Linked DNA regions of Homo sapiens: region 2 is linked to region 1. Evidence: chromatin contacts called from ENCODE POLR2A ChIA-PET data. All regions are on one chromosome and are shown on one strand. The core of a region is the stretch at or near the end of the contact, and the rest is flanking DNA. Distances in the headings are between cores, read along the strand shown.

What was found. ChIA-PET counts read pairs that join two places held with the same protein, here RNA polymerase II (POLR2A).
Region 2: POLR2A ChIA-PET joins it to region 1 with 14 read pairs in WTC11. The contact joins the promoter of TMED6 here to the enhancer-like site in region 1. POLR2A ChIA-PET finds 5 or more read pairs at or near these places in 3 of 52 experiments (CD4-positive, alpha-beta T cell and WTC11).

Annotation. Positions count from the first base shown.
Region 1 is chr16:69,068,495-69,073,981 of GRCh38, reverse strand. The region is part of intron 17 of TANGO6 (transport and golgi organization 6 homolog); the gene reads right to left. Among named protein-coding and RNA genes, the nearest start is that of HAS3, 34 kb to the left of the region's middle. RefSeq lists enhancers at 1-167, 168-886, 887-1,604, 1,605-2,324. Within about 2 kb of position 1,926, at least 8 of the 41 ENCODE cell types and tissues checked have a DNase peak (open chromatin) inside an H3K27ac peak, as active enhancers do.
Region 2 is chr16:69,349,598-69,354,598 of GRCh38, reverse strand. It overlaps TMED6 (transmembrane p24 trafficking protein 6), which reads left to right and starts at 2,813. Exons shown (of 4, transcript NM_144676.4): 1 at 2,813-3,058; 2 at 4,948-5,001. The coding sequence starts at 2,846.

The DNA.
Region 1 (5,487 bases), core at 677-3,176:
GTGCCTTTTTTTTTTTTTTTTAAGATGGAGTCTTGCTCTGTGCCCCCCAGGCTGGAGAGCAGTGAATGGCATGATCTCGGCTCACTGCAACCTCTGCCTCCTGGGTTCAAGCGATTCTCCTGCCTCAGCCTCCCATATTGCTGGGATTACAGGCGCCCGCCACCATGCCGAGCTAATTTTTGTATTTTTAGTAGAGACTGGGTTTCACCATATTGGCCAGGCTGGTCTCAAACACCTGACCTTGTGATCTGCCGGCCTCGGCCTCCCAAAATGCTGGGATTACAGGCGTGAGCCACCAGGCCTGGCTTCGAGTGCCCTTTCTAACCTGTCTTTGGGCAAGGAAGTCTTATTTTTCCTGAGGCTGGCCGCATGAAAATGAGCTAATTCCCGGCAGAGGATGACTCTCCACCGCTATTGCCTCATGATTACTCACTCATTCAATAATCAGTACTATGGGCCTCTGTCATGCCCAGGCACTGTGCTGGCGATAAAAAAGATGAATAAGGCACGAACCCTCCCAGGTGGCAGCTACAGCCCTGTGGGGAGGCAGTACACACACCCCACATGGAGTGATCTCCGTTCTAAGAGAGAAACGCAGGCAATTCTCTGGAAGCAAAGGAAGTCATTTCCGCCTTTGGAGGTGGGTGGAGGAAGAGGAACCTGTACCTGCTCTGTGAAAGTGCCTTCACTCTGACATTTATTCCCAGCCAGTGGGTGGCACCAAGGAAATGGCTTGGGGGAACTTTAGTAAGTTCCAGCTCCCAGGCCATCACAAAAAGAAGGCAGTTTCCAAGCAAAACCAGCATGCTTGCTATGCAGGTACAGCCTAAAGACAAATCTCCCAACACTCTCTCCAATGGATTATAGCCCAAAGCATCTCTATATATAGAAATTCTAGAGCTTCCACTTTTTTTTTTTTTTTAAAGAAGGTCTCACTCTGTCACCCAGGCTGCTCTCCTGGCTTCCTGTGCCCCATCCTCCAGTGTTTGTTACAAGGTCATCTTTTTTTTTTTTTTCCTTTTAGAGGAATCTTTCACTTAGAAATATCTTTGAGATTTTTTTGCTAGAGCCTCCTAACATTCAAAGTAAAGTCAGCTTTTACTTGTTAAAAAGGGATACTCACAGGTATTCTGCTCTTTCTCCGTGTGGGTAGGAATTTCCCCCTGGGCACTTCTGTGTCCTTAAAATAACAATACTGCCTGTGCAAAACCCACTCCACACTTGAGGGGTGCTGAGCTCCCTGTTATCAGTTACCGGATCTCTGTTTTTAGTAACTGAGTGTTAAGCAAAGCCTCCTGCTTAATTAATGGGTCTATCTTAGCAACCCATCCTGGTATAGAGCTTCTTCCCAATCCCTGTGACTCTAGGGATCCCACACATCATAGGACTTCCTCTGGACTCCCCAAGGATCAAAGCTTCCTGCCAGCCAGGGATTGTCACCAAATCCCATGGATCAGGGGCTGAATACAAGGAGAGTTCAAAGGTAAAGTTACAGGAGCCTCTGTCGGGGGCAGGATATAGGCAATCCCACAGCGGAAACCTCTCATTATGAGTTCAGCACACCTGCTGTTCATCCCCCAACTGTATCAGGCCCAAGGACTCCAGGGCAAGGTGGAGTGGGTATGGCTGTGAGTAGGCTGGGTGCGTCTCATTCACAGGAAAGCTAGTTTAGCTGCTTGCAGTCAGTGGTTGAAACAAACACTTTCACCATCTGAGAAGCTTAGGCCAAGGATATCTTAAAGAAGTACCCAGACTCCTGGTCTGAAAACTCTTTGGAAGGGAGTGGCGTTCAGATTCTTTATCAAAAGAATTTAGAGAGCGCATGTGACACACACACACACACACACACACACACACACGGTCTCCCTCTCTCTTCACACATACACACACACACACACGGTCTCCCTCTCTCTACACACACACACACACACACACACACACACACACACACACACGGTCTCCCTCTCTCTTCACCCTCCCTCTTTCCAGGCGCCAGTTGGCCTGAAACACACAAAGCTGAAGCTTCAGGGACAAGGGCAGTCTTTAGGGTTAGACGTGGCTCAGAAAGGACCAGAAGAGGCTTGGCAAACTGAAAAGGGAAGGTGTGAGTAAAAGACTGCCTTGGGCACACAGGTGCACATTCAATGGAAAAGCAGGAAGACAGTGTTTGACTCTTTCAATGAGCTTGACCTGGAACATTTGCGGAGTGGTTGTATCTTTAAGATCAAAAGAAGAAATAAATGGCAAATATCTTTCTTCTCTTTACTTCCTAAATTGATTTGTTTGATTATAAAAACCATATTACCACAATCCAGAATATATGAAAATAGAGGAAGAAAAAAGGCTCTAGTTAGACTACCTCTCTAACACAAGCTCCATGAGTAAAGACGGTAATGAGTAGATTCATTTACACTTAAAAATTATTTTAATATTTTAAAGGTCATTTACATTTCAAGGTGTTTTTTACTACTGGAACTTGGTGAATGAAATGGCTATTCTGTTCTTATTGTGTGAGATCAACAAAACACAACATGAATGGTCAAAAATAAGACATTTACAGAAAAAGGACTCTGGACACGGTGATCTAGCAGAGGTTTTTCCATCTATAACTTCTTAATAGGAAAATGAGTTGCTAAATATAAAAGGACAAAAACGTTAAATGCTAGCATACACTCATTGTGTCAGAGGCGTTAAAACCAGAGTGACTGCATTTTGAGTGAGGGCTGGAAAATGAGGCTGAGACTTGCTGGGCTGCATTTCCAGAAGTTAGGCATTCCTAACTTCTAGGTGTTTATGGTTAAGGGAATAGATTGATAATGTTTACCAAACAGACTCAGACTTGGAAGTGTCCAGATATCCCAGTATCTGGGAACAAAGGCATTCCTAAATTTTGCTTTAACAAAGGCATTCCTAATTTTATGGTGGCTCACACCTGTAATCACACTTTGGGAGGCCAGAGGTGGGTGGATCACCTGAGGTCAGGAGTTTGAGGCCAGCCTGGCCAACATGGTGAAACCCCGTCTCTACTAAGAGTACAAAAATTAGCTGGGCATGGTGGTGGGTACCTGTAATCCCAGTTACTTGGGAGGCTGAGGCAGGAGGATTGCCTGAATCTGGGAGACAGAGGTTGCAGTGAGCCAAGACCACCCCATTACATTCCAGCATGGGCAACCAGAGCGAAATTCCGTCTCAGAAAATAATAATAATAATAATAATAATAATAATAATAATAATATTGATTCTTGCAAACTATAGCAATTAAGAAAATTAATCATTTATCACAAACCCTTGTAGCAGAGCACATCTCCCCAAGATCTTTTGTGTGTGTTTTTTTGTTTTTTTTTTTTTTGAGATGGAGTCTCCCTCTGTCACCCGGGCTGGAGTGTAGTGGTGTGATCTTGGCTCACTGCAACCTCTGCCTCCCAGGTTCAAGTGATTCTCCTGCCTCAGCCTCTCAAGTAGCTGGGATTACAGACAAGCACTTCCATGCCTGGCTAATTTTTGTATTTTTATTAGGGACGGGGTTTCACCATGTTGGCCAGGCTGGTCTTAAACTTCTGACCTCAGGTGATCCCCCCGCTTCGGCCTCCCAAAGTGCTGGGATTACAGGCGTGAGCCACTGCGCCTGGCCCCAAGATCTTTTTCTATCCTATATATATAAGCATTGTACCTAGGGTGGACGTGTTCCTCCTCTTACTTTCAGGAATGCCCTACTCTGTCTATGGAGTAGCTATTCTTTCACTACTTTCTTTTCTTTTCTTTTTCTTTTTTTTTGAGAAGGAGTCTCGCTCTATCGCCGAGGCTGGAGTGCAGTGGCACGATCTCGGCTCACTGCAACCTCCGCTTCCTGGGTTCAAGTGATTCTCCTGCCTCAGCCTCCTGAGTAGCTGGGATTACAGGCACATGCCACACCTAGCTTTTTTTTTTTTTTTTTTTTAGTACAGACAGGGTTTTGCAATGTTGGTCAGGCTGGTCTTGAACTCCTGACCTCATGTGATCTGCCCGCCTCGGCCTCCCAAAGTGCTGGGATTACAGGCATGAGCCACCGTGCCTGGCCCACTACTTTATTTTCTTAATAAACTTGCTTTTACTTTGCAATGTGGACTCGCCCTGAATTCTTTCTTGCGCGAGATCCAAGATCCCTTTCTTGGGGTCTGGAATGGAGACCCCTTTCCTTGTAACAGTTGTATTTAGAAATTCAATATTCTATAGAAACAAGAGATGAAGCAAACAAAGATCAAAAAGAAAGAAGGCTACATTCCACACAATCCTATCAACCACCAATTGTGACTCCCTTTGTGGTTGAGAAATAAATAAGAGGCACAAAGACAAAAACAGAGGAATAACACGCAAGTTATACACCGAAATAATAAGACAGGTGAAGACAGGGGAAAGAGGTGAACTGGAGCTGGTGGCTGGAGATTGTCCTGGCAGAAAAAAAGATTCTCTAGATTGAGGTCCAGAAGAGAAGACTCCAGAATCCGACTAGTTCTGTTTAAAAACATGTTGGAATAAGCATTAGGTGTGGTATGAATCTGTCAGAAAGCAACAGTCCAACTTCTAAGCACCTTCATCTTGCCCAAGATGTGATTTTGTGGCTAAGAGATGTGAGAGGGAACAGATGAGACTATTACGGGGCAGAGAGTCAAGAATTGTCAGTAGAGAACAACTCAGCAAAATTTCCCACATTGTGTGCAGGAGACTAGGCTAAGTATTCTGCTGAATGGCTCCCACACCCAGGAGCTCACACCCTGTTGGGGAGGCAGACACACAGAATTAAGCCTAATGGTCAGGAGGCAGGCAAACTGAGTGAAGTGGACCCTAGAGCTCCCAATTATTAGCTAGGGAATCTTGAACAAACTACTTCACTTCTAGGAACCCCAGTGATCTCGTCTATAAAATGGGAATAAGTTTGCCTCCTGAAGGTTGCAATAAGAATTAATGTATCTAAAGATCCAAAAACATGGCTGGGTACGGTGGCTCATGCCTGTAATCCCAGCACTGTGGCAGGCTGAGGCGGGTGGATCACCTGAGGTCAGGAGTTCGAGACCAGCCTGGCCAACATGGCAAAACCCCTTCTCTACTAAAAATAGGAAAAAAATTACCTGGGCGTGGTGGCGGGCACCTGTAATCCCAGCTACACGGGAGGCTGAGGCAGAAGAATTGCTTGAATCTGGGAGGCGGAGGTTGCAGTGAGCCAAGATGGCGTCACCGCACTCCAGCCTGGGCGACAAGAGCGAGACTCCATCTCAAAACAACAACAAAAACAAAGATCCAAGCACAAGGAATTGCAAATGGTGGGTGCTAAAGAAGTGATGGTTTGTCAGTGAAGACTGTGACCTCTGTGAGGGCCAGGACTATGTCCATCCTGTAACTCTTACATCACTGAGGCCTGGAAGAGAGCCTAACATGCAGTAAATCTTTGAAGAATGAATGAATGGCAACGGTAGCTAATCCTTACATAGTACTTGGTATATGCCAGGTATG
Region 2 (5,001 bases), core at 1,564-4,063, 280 kb before region 1:
GGAGAATCGCTTGAACCGGGGAGGTGGCGGTTGCAATAAACCGAGATCGCACCACTGCACTCCAGCCTGGGTGATAGAGTGAGACTCCATCTCAAAAAAAAAAAAAATTCATCCATTAGTTACAAGTTGGAAACTTCATACAGCTTTATTACCTATTAACTGCATTTTGGGGTTTAGTACCTATTGTTCTTCTATCAACCAACCCCAACTGAAACCACAGGGAGAAGTTGAGAACTTGAGCTCCTTTCAGGCTAGCCGCCTTCTGCCTGCAGCTGGTTTGGTCTCCCTCTGAACCGGATTAGAATCCAGAAGCTTTTCTCCCCTTAACTCTCATGTGAGTCAATGGTGCTCTCCAGGTAGAGGAGTGAAACTGATGCATTTAGGGAAACAAAATATCCTAATCAGTGTTTCTTTTTATTTATTTATTTATTTATTTATTTATTTATTTATTTATTTATGAAATGGAGTCTCACTCTGTCACCCAGGCTGGAGTGCAGTGGTGCTATCTCAGCTCACTGCAAGCTCTGCCTCTGGGTTCACACCATTCTCCTGCCTCAGCCTCCTGAGTAGCTGGGACTACAGGCACCCGCCACCACACCTGGCTAATTTTTTGTATTTTTCGTAGAGATGGGGTTTCACCGTGTTAGCCAGGATGGTCTCGATCTCCTGACCTCGTGATCCGCCCACCTCAGCCTCCCAAAGTGCTGGGATTACAGGCGTGAGCCACCACACCCGGCATCAGTGTTTCTTAAACTTGAGAATGCCTATGTTCATTAATATTTTTTCACATAATTCAGTGTTGTTTTTATTATAGTTATTGAAATGTGTGCAAAGATAAAACTATGCTTACAGCTTCTGTAGAACTATAAAACTTACTATGAACTGACGATTGTTTCGCCGAAACCAAGTCACTGCTTATGGCATGACCAGTGCTAGGACTGCGACGGTGGTGGGACTCGGGTGGGGGATGCCTGTGCCACGTGTGCTGATAGAAGTTCCCAGACTCTTCTGTCACTTGAGCAAGACTGCCATAGAGCCACTGTGCTCCCAGAGTGCTGTGCTGTCATTTGGCCTTTGCTAGAACTGAACCCCATGTATAGAGTCTGTTTTCTGCCTACTTAGCTTGTGACACTTTGAGTCAATGCAAATAATTGCTGGAAGGTGTTAATGCTGTTTTGTTTTTTGTTTTTTAAGATTATGACTAAGGCTAGGCACGGTGGCTCACACCTGTAATCCTAGCACTTCAGGAGGCCAAAGCATGGGGATCACTTGAGCCCAGGAGTTTGAGACCAGCCTAGGCAACATGGCAAAACCTCATCTCTACAAACAATACAAAAATCAGCCAGGTGTGGTGGTGCACTCCTGTGGGTCCAGCTACTTGGGAGGCTGAGGTGGGAGGATCGTTTGAGCCCAAGGGGGTGAGGCTGCAGTGAGCTATGTTTGTGCCACTGCACTCCAGCCTGGAAGACAGAGTGATACCATCTCAAGGAAGCAAAAAAAAAAAAAAAAAAAAAAGATTAGGACTGAAAAATGGTTAGGCAGTGTCAGAACTCAGAGACTGACAGCTTGAGAATGAGAAACACTGTCCTGCCTGGTGGTTAAGAGCATGAGCCCCCACCGGGGACCCAGCTCTGCCAGGTGTGCTTGTGGGAGCGTGAGCCACCACTGGAATCTCTGAATGTCTGTGTCCTCATCTCTAATGCCAGAGCTCACAATACCTCCCTTGCAGGGCTATTGTGAGAATAAAATAAGATGCAGGTAAATCTTAGCTCAGTGCCTGCCATGAAGGAGGTGGGTGTTGAAATCATGAATAAAAGAATAAAGATTAAGGATGTGAATAATATAATTGTCTTTAAGTGGGTTCTGGATAGTTTTTTCCCCCATGGGTGCTGAAGAAGTCCTGAATAAAAGAAAGATCAAGGCTGGGCGTGGTGGCTCATGCCTGTAATCCCAGCATTCTGGGAGGCCGAGGCGGGTGGATTACTTGAGGTCAGGAGTTCGAGACCAGCCTGGCCAACATAGTAAAACCCTGTCTCTACTAAAAATTCAAAAATTAGCCGGGCATGGTGGCAGGCACCTGTAATTCCAGCTACTCAGGAGGCTGAGGCAGGAGAATCGCTTGAACCGGGGAGGTGGAGGTTGCAGCGAGCAGAGATCGTGCCACTGCACTCCAGCCTGGGTGACAAAGCTACGCTCCATCTCAGAAAAAAAAAAAAAAAAAAAAAAAAAGATTGAGGCTTTGGATAATATAATTGTCTTTCAGTGGGTTTGGATAGCTTTAGGTGACCGTTAGGTGAAAGGCATCAGGACGAGGACTGTCAGTGGAGGGGTCTAAGCACCATCCTCTGGCACTGTATTCATCCATTTACATCTTTGCACACACATGCTGTGATTTGCTCTGAGCTGCAGCATTGGGGAGAGAGAAGTGTTGCCCCATGTGTTTATAGGAGCAATTTGATGTAAGAGAACAATCCCCCCAGCCAACTTTTTGTCAGTGTATTCAGAAGTTGTAAACTTACCCACTATTATATCCCCAAGAAGCAGGAACTAAAAAATGACAGCCCTAATGAAGGGTGGAAAGACCTCTTCTGAGGTGGTAGATTCTATGTAGCACCCATGAAGTAGGTTTGGTAAGCCACTGAGTTTTTGAGGTGAAAGCAAAATTTCCTCCTGCGAGCCAAACATGGGAGTATCATGGCAGTTCTATGATGAATATCTATGTGTGGCCCTGAAATGGGCCGTAATGTGACTTGTGGAGTTAATCATTAGCCCAGCGGTTGTCTGAACGACTTGATTTCCCTGGGCTGCGAGCAGTTCACCTGCAGAGGAGGCTCCAGAAAGCGGCATGTCCCCTTTGCTCTTTGGGGCTGGGCTGGTCGTTCTGAATCTAGTGACGTCTGCCAGGAGCCAGAAGACAGAACCTCTAAGTGGCTCTGGGGACCAGCCACTCTTCCGTGGAGCTGATCGATATGACTTTGCCATCATGATACCTCCAGGAGGCACGGAATGCTTTTGGCAATTTGCCCACCAGACTGGATACTTCTATTTCAGTTACGAGGTATGTGGGTGACTGGCCATACTGGGGGGCTTTTTTTTTTCTCCTTTACTCATAAAGTGGGTCAGGTTTTAGGCCAAAACAAGGTCTGGTTGTCTTTATTATGCTGTGATTCCCCACCTGTTAATGAAATGGACCTGCAGTTAGAGGGAAACTCCAGCTGGGTGAATAATCACCAACAGGAGCTAAAACATATGGTTTGGCTTCTTACATCAGGGGCCATGCTCAAAGCCATGGGGCAGACGGGGTGCCTCTCCCTGAAGAGGTAATCATTACATGTACTCGGATTTGGGGATGAGAGGGGAGAGAATACATTTTTAATATATTAAAACAAAATTGGATAATGGTGCTTTGGAGACTGATCCAGAGATTTCAAAGAAGGCTGCTTCAGCTTATGGGGTGGGGGAGTAAAGGTTCTGCTGCCTTTAGGAGCAATTCTGGCAAGTCAGAGATTCACTAGGTCAAGTTTTTTGTATTCGGCCAGTTAATCCTATTTTTTTTTTTTAGGACGGTAAGTGTTTTCAAGTTACTTATTCAAAGGTCAAGTACTTTTACCCATACTATGGTCTTATATCATGCTGTCCAAGGATGGTGAACTCAGTATGAAAGTTAGAGGCTGTTCATTTCCTTTGTTCTTTATCTTAGAAATCGGTTAACTTTCTAATTTTTGTTTACATAGTAATAGACTTTGTTGATCTTACTCCACTGTAACAACATTTATTTTAAATAAACTTATCAGAGACTTTTCTTACCTCTGAATTTCTATTAGAACAGCAGCCACTACTAAGCTCACTGTGGCCTGGCCTAATCAAGATCTAGCTTGGGAGCAAGTGTCCATGGAGTGCTTGTTGTAGGTGTGCACTGCCAAGCAGCAAATGCCCAAATCTGGGACATCATTGGGGAGCTCAACCACCAAGCAAGTTCATTCAAGAACTCTACAGCCAGGCCGGGTGCGGTGGCTCACATCTGTCATCCCAGCACTTTGGGAGGCTGAGGCAGGCGGATCACCTGAGGTCAGGAGTTCGAGACCACCTTGGCCAATATGGTGAAAACGCATCTCTACTAAAAATACAAAAATTAGCCGGGCTTGGTGGCATGTGCCTGTAATCCCAGCTACTTGGGTGGCTGAGGCAGGAGAATCGCTTGAACCTGGGAGGTGGAGGTTGCAGTGAGCCAAGATCACTGCACTCCAGCCTGGGTGACAGAGCAAGACTCCGTCTCAAAAAAAATAAAAAATTCTACAGCCAGAATCGTACTTTTTTTTTTTTTTTTTTGACAGAGTGTTGCTCTGTCGCTCAGGCTGGAGTGCAGTGGCATGATCTCGAGTCACTGCAATCCCTGCCTCCCGGGTTCAAGCAATTCTCCTGCCTCAGCCTCCAAAGTAGCTGGGATTATAGGCGCACGCCACCATGCCAGGCTAATTTTTGTATTTTTTAAGTAGAGACAGGGTTTCACCATGTTAGCCAGGCTGGTCTCGAACTCCTGACCTTGTAATCTGCCCACCTCGGCCTCCCAAAGTGCTGGGATTACAGGCGTGAGCCACCGCGCCCGGCCCAGAATCATACATTTTAGTGGATCCACACTAGCTGTGTGTTCCGAGCAAGGCATGTCTTCTTCACACGGGTGCTGTTGGCATTCTGGGCAGTTCTTTGTCCTGCTGTACTGTTTCTTACATTGCAGACGTTCAGCAATGCTGTGCTGCCTCCCCTTAACACCATCACTGTGATACCTCAGAATCCTCCAATCAACTCCAAACCCCAGCAGGGGGTTGGGCAGTCCCACCCCAGACAGAGACCGCTGTGCTGATGACCGTGGGACGTCAATCTTACCACTCAGCTGGCTTCCTCGTGATGTAGCAGGGGTTCTGCTACCTATTTAATGTGTCTTGGCAGGTTCAGCGGACAGTGGGGATGTCACATGACCGGCATGTTGCTGCCACGGCACAT